2 separate regions of the Homo sapiens genome follow, and region 1 is linked to region 2. Evidence: read pairs that join two places in POLR2A ChIA-PET (ENCODE). Cell type or tissue: MCF 10A. All regions are shown on one strand. Links, peaks and the distances in the headings refer to the core of each region. The heading gives the core; the rest is flanking DNA. Region 1 overlaps DOCK8 (dedicator of cytokinesis 8). Region 2 overlaps LOC105375949 (a long non-coding RNA gene).

Evidence for each region. ChIA-PET counts read pairs that join two places held together with the same protein. Peaks named below come from ENCODE experiments on the same cell type or tissue, not always from the same donor. Only the 100,000 strongest peaks of a DNase experiment are listed, where the experiment ranks them.
Region 1: POLR2A ChIA-PET joins it to region 2 with 8 read pairs; 3 of 35 experiments call an interaction of 5 or more read pairs at or near these places.

What each region holds. Positions count from the first base shown.
Region 1 is chr9:416,944-420,943 of GRCh38, forward strand. DOCK8 (dedicator of cytokinesis 8) reads left to right here. Exons shown (of 48, transcript NM_203447.4): 30 at 1,125-1,264; 31 at 3,458-3,640. Among named protein-coding and RNA genes, the nearest start is that of DOCK8-AS2, 51 kb to the right of the region's middle. In MCF 10A, for the core only: no CTCF peak of the experiment used is centred there; no DNase peak of the experiment used is centred there.
Region 2 is chr9:806,541-813,705 of GRCh38, forward strand. All of the region lies in intron 1 of LOC105375949 (a long non-coding RNA gene), which reads right to left. Among named protein-coding and RNA genes, the nearest start is that of DMRT1, 32 kb to the right of the region's middle. In MCF 10A, for the core only: no CTCF peak of the experiment used is centred there; a DNase peak (open chromatin) is centred at 4,781.

The sequences.
Region 1 (4,000 bases), core at 1-4,000, 390 kb before region 2:
GTGCTGTTTATTTAACCATTTGTTTAAAATCCCAATGGCCTTAATAAGTATTTCTAAAAATTGGGTTTTGGCTCGGTGTGGTGGCTCACCCCTGTAATCCCAGCACTTTGGGAGGCCAAGGTGGACAGATCACTTGAGGCCAGGGGTTCAAGACCAGCCTGGCCAACATGGCGAAACCCTGTCTCCACTAAAAATACAAAAGTTAGCCAGGCGTGGTGGCGCACCTGTAATCCCAGCTACTCGGGAGGCTGAGGTAGGAGGATGGAGGGGCAGAGATTGCAGTGAGCGGAGATGGCGCCACTGCACTCCAGCCTGGATGATAGTGTGAGACTTTGTCTAAAAATAAATAAATAAATAAATAATAAGAACTGGGTTTTGTTTTCACAACTTTAGTAGAAGAAATGTTATTTACACTCAAATTTTTCTAAATAATTGAAGGCCCAGATGGCTGTAATGTCAACAGGTCTAGAAAAACATGAATTTTTAGGAAAACATGAGTGAATCAATCAGTTGTGAATGTTTTACCACACTTTTCCCAGAACTGCTTGAAATATTAATAGTTTTTGATTGTATACTGGTAGCATTCTTAAAAACCAGACTTTTAAACGGTTTATCGTTTTTTTGCTTGCATACATCTAGACCTATCTATAAATATGGGTATGTCTATATTACATAGATACAATAAATTGACATTCATTTTAAACATTTGAAATATGACAAATTATTGCTGAACTTGTGATAATAGCTTATTATTCTATATAAGGTAGTTGCTTAATTCTGTAATTGTAGGTGTCTTCTATTTGGTCATTATTTAAAATAATGCCAATTATTAGAATAGAGAATGAAGTTTAAAAAATTATGTTACAGGAAACAATTATGGAAGGTTTGAAAACTTTTTGTTCACACAATTTGAAAAATTAATTTCTAGCCTAATCTTGTGCTAGACATTGTCTCTTAGCCTGCTGTGTTTTCCTATAGGTGATAGCAGATACATAATGCTAAACATCAGGTTTGAAATTACTGTGCTGACTTTAGTGACTGAGAAGTATCAGTCTCTTATTGGGTAGGGGACATGGGGAAATGTCATGTTTGACTTGACATCACAAACGATGTTTTCATTGCAGTTGCAGATACTCGCAGATACCGCACCAGTGGCTCGGATGAAGAACAAGAAGGAGCCGGTGCCATTAACCAGAATGTGGCTCTGGCCATAGCAGGGAATAATTTCAATTTGAAAACAAGTGGAATAGTGCTGTCTTCCTTGGTATGTTGGTGCACATGTGTCTGGTTGATTTTTCATTTCATGTCTTCTGTCTTCTGTTTTGTTTTGTTTGTTTGTTTGTTTTGAGACAGAGTCTCACTCTGTTGCACAGGCTGGAGTGCAGTGGCGCAATCTCAGTTCACTGCAACCTCCGCCTCCCGGGTTCTTCATGCCTCAGCCTCCTGATTAGCTGGGATTACAGGCGTGCACCACCACACCTGGCTAATTTTTTTTGTATCTTTTAGTAGAGACGGGGTTTCGCCATGTTGGCCAGGCTGGTCTCAAACTCCCAACCTCAGATGGTACACCCACCTCAGCCTCCCAAAGTGCTGGGATTACAGGCGTGAGCCACTGTGCCCAGCCTCTTCTGTCATCTTCTGATGGGAGAACTCAGCTTAGAGCAGGCATTGATTATTTCCGCCTCATTTTGCTGGAAAGAATCATTGTGAGGCTGGCAGCTGAGGTGCACACAAGTCAGAAAGGGTTCTGGCAACAGCAAGAGATGTGCAGATCAAATTCAGGCAGTCCCAGTGGTGCTGAGTTCAAGTTCAAGAAACCGGAAAAGAGGAAAACTTGGGAAATCTGAAATCCTTGCAAAGGAGATCAAACCAAGGCTCTCTGAGGGTGGAGGCTTAGGCTGTGTTCAGTCTATGTGTGTGTAATTCATACAGTGTAATGCCTCCAAAAAAAAAGACTGAAGGAGGCTGGTAGCTTAGCGTAAGGGCTTCTTAAACAAGACTGCAGCTTTTCTAGGACCCCAGGGAGCCTAAGGAGGGTTGTTTGGCTCTGTCCTTTTGCATGGACTCTGTGGGCTCAAAGAGGGGCTCCTCTGGGAATGTATCCTCTGATTCAGTTGAGGTGGGATTCATCTCTGTTCATTGATGAGCTCTGACTATCCCTTGTGAAGACAGCACTGCATCCTCCAATGTCATTTACTTTCACATTTCAATGTAGGGTATAGATGTGCAGAGAATTTAACTTTCTTCTCCCGTGAGAAAGCAGCATCCTGACCTAACTCTTCTTGCTGGATGACTTTCTTGTCTTCCTTCCTGCACTTAGCAAGCTCCATCACCATGAGGATTGGGGGGACAGTGAGGCAGGAAGATGAGACAGAGAAAAGACATTTGAGATTTGACATCACCGATCTTACTGTTGGAGAAATATTGTGTGACCTCCTCCACCTTTCTAATATCCGTCTTACCAAAGTTAGCTGCTTGAGGTGGTATATGCCTTTTACATTATTTGCCTCTAAGGGAAAAACTCAAAAGCCCAAAGTTCACCTGTTAGAACATAGTCCTTGTGAGGTTGTATCTCAAGATTTCCTTTATTCTTGTCAACAAACTCAGAATAACTAAAGTTAAAGTTGCTTTATAACCTCTATTATTTCCATCCAAAACTAACATTTCCCTCCCATACCCACAAATTCCTCATTGCAATTTCACCAGTACATTCCACTGGATATTAGCTACGCTGCATGAACCAAGGGTGCAGCCTCATTGTTGTTGTTTGTGTTGATGAGATGAGTAACAGAGAGTGCGCTCAGCACTTTAAAATGAATACTTGTGGCCAAAATATTAAAGCAAATAGCCTGAACCCCCACACCCCAGCCCCAGGCAAACATAAATTATGGTTAAACTTCCATTACAGAGAACTCCACAAACATGGATTTGATTAATTTGCTGAGCAGTTCATGACCCTTATGTTATACTTTGCACTATGTAACAAAGAAGCTAAATCTTGAACAGCAAGCTTATTCATGGCACCCAGCCAGTTTCCTTCTCCCCTGTAAGTCTAACCCTCTGCTGCCCAGCACGAAGGAGAAATACTTGGAGATCTTAGCAGCATGAAAGCCTCTTTGTATCACTGGGATTGCAGCACGCATGATCAAGGCCCAGGGGTGATCACCAGGCCACACTGCTCCTAAGACAGAGGTACTCAGATACGTGGCTGAAAGCCTAGCTCAAATACTGCCCCAGGTGAGCCTCTTTGCTGAGTAGCGCTACTCAAAGAACACAGCTTCCCCTGCCTAGGGAAGGCAGGGCTACTGGCAATAGATCTCCAGCCTAGCAGTGATGTACAGTCATGGTATTTTAAGAGAACACTTTGAATTTTTCTGTTGCTTGACTGTTAAGCCTCAAATTTTTCTGTTGCTTGACTTCTTCCCTGGCCTCCATCCCCCAATCTGCCTCCCTTCAGCCCTATAAGCAGTACAACATGCTGAACGCGGACACTACTCGCAACCTCATGATCTGCTTCCTCTGGATCATGAAAAATGCTGATCAGAGCCTCATTAGGAAGTGGATTGCTGACCTGCCATCAACGCAGCTCAACAGGATTTTAGATCTACTTTTCATCTGTGTGTTATGTTTTGAGTATAAGGTAAGTCTGGAGTGGCACAACTTTATACCAGCTCTTATCTCTCAATTGCAATTCTGTCTTCTTACTCATCCCCTTTGTTTGGGCCATGGAGGCATCATTAATTTTTCTCATTTCTGTATTCAAATCCATAACCCATTTGTAGGTATAGATATGATCATTTCACAGGGAAAGGATCTCTGCCTTCTGCAGAGAGAACCCCATTTCTGTTGACAGAGTTTTGGCCCATAGGATGCTCCAGAGCAGCATCTCAGTGAAGCACATGTCAAACTTAGCTGGCATCACTGTGGAGTGTACTGTTTTGGTAACTCTCCCCATCAACGGAGATCTCACCAAAGGACATGTCCTCCTACCTCTGTCTTG
Region 2 (7,165 bases), core at 3,111-7,110:
GTAAATAGTTTGCTTTGATCTAAAGGCAAATCTAATTGCATTAAATAAAGATCATATAAAACTGCTAACAACAGTGTTGGTGAAATGGGCAGCTTAAGGAAGGGAAGAAGAAAAAAAGAAATTCACCAAATCCAAAACAAAAAAAAACCCAAAAACCAAAACAAAAAAACGACAAATGGAACTCCAAATGAATGGGGTATTTATGCCACCTACTGGATTCTTGTTGCACTGCTTAGTTGTGCCCTAATTTCCAGGGTTCTTTCTTGTCCTCTGACAATCCACAAATCTACCAGTCTTTTTAATACCCAACTGGACTTCCTTCCTTCCTTAAAGTTCCAGAACTGTTAATTGATGTGTACTGGGCACATCTGCAAATCAACTCATTCTGCAAGTCCTTGCTCAAGGCTCCTCCTCTGCAAAACCCTACCTGACCCACTGAGGTGCAGGATCAACCCCTCCTTCGGCCAAGTCTTTCTCCTCAGTTGCCAGCTCACCTAACCTTGTGTCGTGAGGGCTGGTGTGTCTGTCTCCCGCTTAGCGTGTAAGTACCTAAGGGCACATTGCTTCTTCCTACCTGCTTTGTACCTGGAGTGTCATAAGGATGGTGTTAATTCAGTCAGACCTTGTTCAAGTGCTACAATTAATTCTATCCTCACAATCCTATGAGTAGAGATTATCATGCCTGTTTCACAGATAAGGAAACCAAGGCACAGAAGGGTTAAGGAACTTCACCAAAGTCACCAAGGTAGAAATGGCAGGGCAGTCTTCAGGCCAGGCAGTCCAGCTCCCTGTGTCCTTCGTTGCTATGCTCCCAGCCACTTGATGAAAACTGAGGTATCCTCTGTGTTTCATTTATGAAACTGGCCCTGTGTTCACCTGTCACAGACGGCCACCATCCTAGGCTGTAGCGCTGCCCTCCAGGTCCCCTGTGCCCTCTTCTCCACTCTGCTCTGTGTCCCAAAATCTGGCCTCTATGGACTGCATCAACAGGCCCCTTGTCCTCTAGCTTTAGTTTGCGTGTGGTCATAAAAGGTACCCTTAAAAGTAGGAGGGTAGGACAAGGGCAAGGAAGGAGTCTTTCTTTCCCTGGTTTTCTCCCTGCTGGGTGACCAGAGGTTGGCTGCAGGTCTCTGCTGAAGCCAAGGCCTCTGCCAGATGGCATTCTCCAAAGCTTCAGCCCCTTTCTTGGGTTCCTAGGACTATTCCTTGTCCCTTCAGGTGTCGGATGGTGGTGGCTCCCTTTGTTGCCATCCCCAGGGAGGCCTGTTGCTATCCCATGTTGGTTTCCCTTAACCTTCCTCAAACTTCTGTAAATTATCTCTTTATTAAATTCTCCTCCATTCCCCACCTAAGGGTACCACCCTCCTCCTGTCAGTAGCCTAACTCACATAGCCTCCAAATACTTTACCCACCTGCTGAAATTCCTCCCCCCTGCTCAAATCCCACCACTCAGTTTTTGGGAGTTACAGATATCCTTTGCTGAAAGGCAAATGCTAGGAATCCCAAGCCAATAATAACTATTTATCAGATTGCTTTCCAACCCTGATTCAGGAGGAATAAGTTTTATACTGGGTAATAGGAACAAGGGAGCAGGCCAGGAGTGGAAGAGAAGGGGAATGAGAGGTGAGATGGCCCCAAGGACAAAATTCGCATAGATACTAAGAACACTTCCAGAGGATGCTATCCTCTGCAGTGGCTGCAGCCTGGGAGCTGTGTGGGGAACAGAGATGAGTACGATTCACAGCTCTGCTACTTAAAAGTTGACAGCTGTTAACTTCTCAGAGCCTCTCTTAATTTATAAAAGGTGAACAACAGTAGTATATGCTTCATAGGGTTGTTCTGAGGATTAAACAAATAATGCAGGCAAAATGCTTACTGCAGTGACCATCCAAGCCAACATGGTGAAACCCTGTCTCTACTAAAAATACAAAAAAATTAGCTGGGCGTGGGCGTGGTGGCTTGTGCCTGTCGTCCCAGCTACTAGGGAGTCTGAGACAGAAGAATCGCTTGAACCGGGGAGCAGAGGTTGCAGTGAGCTGAGATTGTGCCACTGCACTCCAGCCTGGTGACAGAGAGATTCCGTCTCAAAAACAAACAAACAAACAAAATAACCATCACAATGACCATTTAGTTCCCATTTAGTACAATCCTTTACAGGTTATAAGATAATGCTGCTCTGCAACGTGTGTGTGTGTGTGTGTGTGTGTGTGTGTGTGGTGTGTGTGTGTGGTGTGTGTGGTGTGTGTGGTGTGTGTGTGTGGTGTGTGTGGTGTGTGTGTGTGGTGTGTGTGTGTGGTGTGTGTGGTGTGTGTGTGTGGTGTGTGGTGTGTGTGTGTCTGGTGTGTGTGGTGTGTGTGGTGTGTGTGTGTGGTGTGTGTGTGTGGTGTGTGTGGTGTGTGTGTGTGGTGTGTGCGGTGTGTGGTGTGTGTGTGTGTGGTGTGTGCGGTGTGTGGTGTATGTGTGGTGTGTGTGTGTGTGTGTGGTGTGTGGTGTGTGTGGTGTGTGTGTGGTGTGTGGTGTGTGTGTGTGGTGTGTGTGTGGTGTGTGTGTGGTGTGTGTGTGGTGTGTGTGTGGTATGTGTGTGGTGTGTGGTGTGTGTGTGTGTGTGTTTTCTTTGTTTCTCCTTTAGGCCATGAATTCTCAGAAGCTAAAACTGGTTCTTGGGGGGCCAAGAAATCCTAGATATTACAATGGTGTGTAGCCCTCCAAAGTCAAATTCCACCTGACAAATTCTTCTTCTTTAATATTTCTCTCACTAGGGAGAAATTAAATTATATATATGTTATAATTTCCTATTATGGAACTTAATTTGTTTAACTTTAATTAGTCTAAATTTATTAAATTACCATAAATTTTCTCCTTAGAAAGTGTGTTATAGACCGAATGTTTGTATTCCCTCAAAATCCATATATTGAAATCCTAATCCTGGCCGGGGATGGTGGCTCACGCCTGTAATCCCAGCACTTTGGGAGGCCGAGGCAGGCGGATCACGAGGTCAGGAGTTCGAGACCAGCCTGACCAACATGATGAAACCCCGTCTCTACTAAAAATACAAAAGGTAGCCAGGCGTGGTGGTGCAAGCCTGTAATCCCAGCTACTCTGGAGGCTGAGGCAGGAGAATCGCTTAAACCTGGGAGGCGGAGGTTGCAGTGAGTCGAGTTCGCGCCACTGCACTCCAGCCTGGGCGACAGAGCAAGACTCCGTCTCAAAAAAAAAAAAAAAAAAAAAAAGAGACCCCAGAGAGCTCTCATTGTCTTCCTACCAGGTGAGGATAAAGAAGTCACCGGTCTGCAACCCAGAAGAGGTCTCTCACCTGAATCTCACTGTGCTAGACCCTCATATTGGATTTACAGTCTCCAAAATTGTAAGAAAATAAATGTCTATTGTTTAAACTATTCAATCTATGGCATTTTGTTACAGCAGCCTGAGCTAAGACAGAGTAAAAATTAATAATATCAAAAAACGTGAGAAACACTGCTTTAGGCCCTTTTGCAGAACATATTAGAACTATCTCTAGCAATAAAAGGAAAGGTGTCTCACGCCTGTAATCCCAGAACTTTGGGAGGCTGAGGCAGGAGGATTCCTTGAGCCTAGGAGTTTGAGATCAGCCTAGGCATGTAGTGAGACCACGCCTCTACAAAAAAATTTTTTTAATTAGCTGGGTATGGTGGTGTGCACTTGTAGCTGCAGCTATTCAGGAGGCTTAGATGGGAGGATCACTTGAGCCTAGGAAGTCGAGGCTGCAGTGAGCCACAGTTGCAGCACTGCACTCCAGCCTGGTCAACAGAGCAAGACCCTGTCTCTCAAAAATAAATAAATACACGCATAAAAATAAAGGGAAAGGTACGGCGCAGTGTTTTCATTGACTAGGTAGGTTTTTCAACTCTGTTTGCTGTTTCACCTTTAATTTTATGAATGATGAGAGGAGTTAGTGTTCGATTTAGCCAATCTTTAAAAAAATTGTGGCCATTAAATTGTAGTAACTCAATATTAAAAGTAATTTCCATAGAAATTTGTTTTGTTGTCAATAGCTGTAGCACTAACACTGCATTACTCAATTTCTGACAGCAAAACCAGCACACTCCACCCACAAGAACCTTATTACAGCTCTGATGAAACCAGTTATATTTATGATGATGACCTGCAGTTAAATCTACCGCTAGGACCTCTTCCTCCTGAGCCTCTGTCCTATTCAAAATGCCATTTATTTATTTCGAGAGACTGCTAGTCATTTCTGTTGGGCATCCAATAAGCTGCCAGGCTGCTGTCTAAAAGAAAACCACTTGTTTCTGGGGGCCTTTCAAAGTTTCCCTTTAAACACAAGCTACTTAAACAACCAGAGCACAACCTCCAGCTCCATGACTCTTTTTTTTTTTTTTCTTTCTTAGACAGAGTCTTGCACTGTTGCTGAGGCTGGAGTGCAGTGGAGTGATCTCAGCTCACTGCAACCTCCACTTCCCAGGTTCAAGCAATTCTCCGGCCTCAGTCTCCTAAGCAGAAGTAGCTGGGACTACAGGTGCACACCACCACACCCGGCTAGTTTTTGTATTTTATTAGAGACTGGATTTCACCATGTTGGCCAGGCTGGTTTCCAACTCCTGGCCTCAAGTGATCTGCCCGACTGAGCCTCTCAAAGTGCTGGAATCACAGGCATGAGGCACTGCGCCCAGCCTTATGACTCTTTAAAATATATGACCTGGGCAGGTAGCCAGGCACCTCAGAGCCTTGCTAACTTCATCCTGAAAGTGGAGATGATGATGCCCGGCTGCCCAGCTCAAGGAAAACAATCAGTGAGCCGCCACATGCCACCGCATGGCAGGTAATATTATAATGAATCAAAAGCTTCAGTATTTTCTGCATAAGTTTATGACTAATGAGAAACTGCACACAGGCTGTTCCTTCCACTGTTTGTTCTTCTGCATGCTATTGGCCTGACTAACCCGGCCCATCCTTCTGATCTCTGCATAGAGCTGCTTCCTCTGAGAAGCCTTTCTTGATGCTCCTTGATTTCCCTTCCCTACCAACCCCAGGTTATAGTCTTTCACCACGCTCTTTAATGGACTTGCATTCCTAACACGCTTCATAATCTGTACGTATACATCTCTTTCTGTGATTATCTGTAAAATGGAATGGAAGTACCACAGAGCCAGGCCCTCATTCCATGTTCCCAGCTATAGCCCTGTGTCCAGCACACGGCTTGGCACTCAGTGGGTGTTCAACAAATATTTTTACTAAGAGTTAGTAAACATGTCTGCCCCTTCTAAATCTCACCACCCACACATTTGAAGAGAAAATATGGAGTTTCTTTTCTCTTCCTAATTTTTCGAAAAGGACCCTTTTTTTTAAAAAAAAAAAAAAAAGAAAGAAAGAAAATCGAGGAAAGCAAGCTTAACCTCTGTTCACACATTGCCACATTTTCTTATCAAACTTCCAGAGACTTTATAAATGGAAAAGTGATACTCAAGAAACTGCCCTCCATATAATAATTTGCAAAAGTTGGGACTGGGTTCCCAGAAGCCCCTCCCTTTAATGAAATCACAGTGACCTGCTGCCTGACAATCTTGTCCCTTTCCCTAACCTACCAAGGACCTGCCTGGGCCTGACTTTTGAATCTCGTCCTTATCTTTCATTTCTTCCCTATTTTCCACTAAAGCTCCCCTGTCTTAGATGTGTCGTATCGGTTAAGGGAAGGAATCTGGCGTCAGTGCAAAATGAAAATATGATAAGCAAATATATTTTCATGGAATAATATGTTATCCCTTGGGAACAGCATGGATATTCATTCAATCATTATTTAGGATTAAGCAATCAATCTGTATACAATACAATGTTGGGTATTGAAGAAAATGTAAAGACATAAAAATGTGGTTTTTGGCAGATTTCCATTTCCAACAAAACAGCAAGGTAGATACTTTGAACCACTCCCCAAAACAAAAGACCTATACATTATGAATAAAATATCGTAAATATCCTATAAATACATGGTTGATCTCACAAGAAATGAAGGAAATCCCCAGAGGTCAAACACAAAGAAGCAGCTAAAAAACTGAAGGTAAGAGAATGGACACTTTGGATACCCTAGTGTGGGTTGCACCTGTTTTAGTGATGAAGGGACTTGGGTTTTAAGGGCCTCACAGGGCCAGGAGACAAGGCCTTTGGCTTCTCCTAAAAATGAGTTCGAATTGATAACCAACACAAAGCTGGGGCTTTCAAAGGGATACATCCTGAATGAAAGAGTGGACTAGAAAATCACACCCATTGGCCAAGAAGGATGATGAGGGACCTTGTCTGCCTAGGCCTTGGCTTTGGATGCATGGGACAAGATATGGGGAAGACATCTTCCATGAGACTTTGTAACCACAAACCTATCTTCACAGAGTTTTAGGGCTGGAACTACCTGTGAGGGCTGAGATATTAATGTCAAGAAGTGGTTATGGGCTGTTAACACCCTCAGGAGTAGCTGGCAGAAGCAAATGCAAAATTTTTCTGGAGGACCATCCCCTCAACCTAGATTTCCTTTCTCACAAATAAAGCTTCACAGACCATGAGCCCAGAAGCCCACATTTTAAAATGCATGCAAAAAGAAAACTTGATTCCAACCATCTTAGAGTTGGATAATCATTCAGAATCAATCAGAAAGAGTAGGCCTAGATTCACATTCAATGAAACGTTATGGGCCTGGCGTGGTGGCTCACACCTGTAATCTTAGCACTTTGGGAAGCCAAGGCGAGTGGATCACTTGAGGTCAGGAGTTCAACACCAGCCTGGTCAACATGGTAAAACCCCATCTCTACTAAAAATACAAAAATTAGCTGGGCATGGTGGCACATGCCTGCAATCCCAGAAACAAGGGAGCCTGAGGCTAAGCCACAAGAATCGCTTGAACCCAGGAGGCGAAGGTTGCAGTGAGCTGAGATTGTGCCACTGCACTCCAGCCTGGGCGACAGAGTGAGATTCTATCTCAAAAAAAAAAAAAAAAGAAAGAAAGAAAGAAAGAAAAGGAACGTTATGTTAAGATGAATTTTTCACCAAGGATTTTGCACTACTAACGCTTCATCCCAAAACATATAACTATCAAAGGTAGAAATTGTAGGTACCCTAGAGAGCTACGAAAAAAACTTTTGGCAGGGCGCGGTGGCTCACGCCTATAATCCCAGCACTTTGG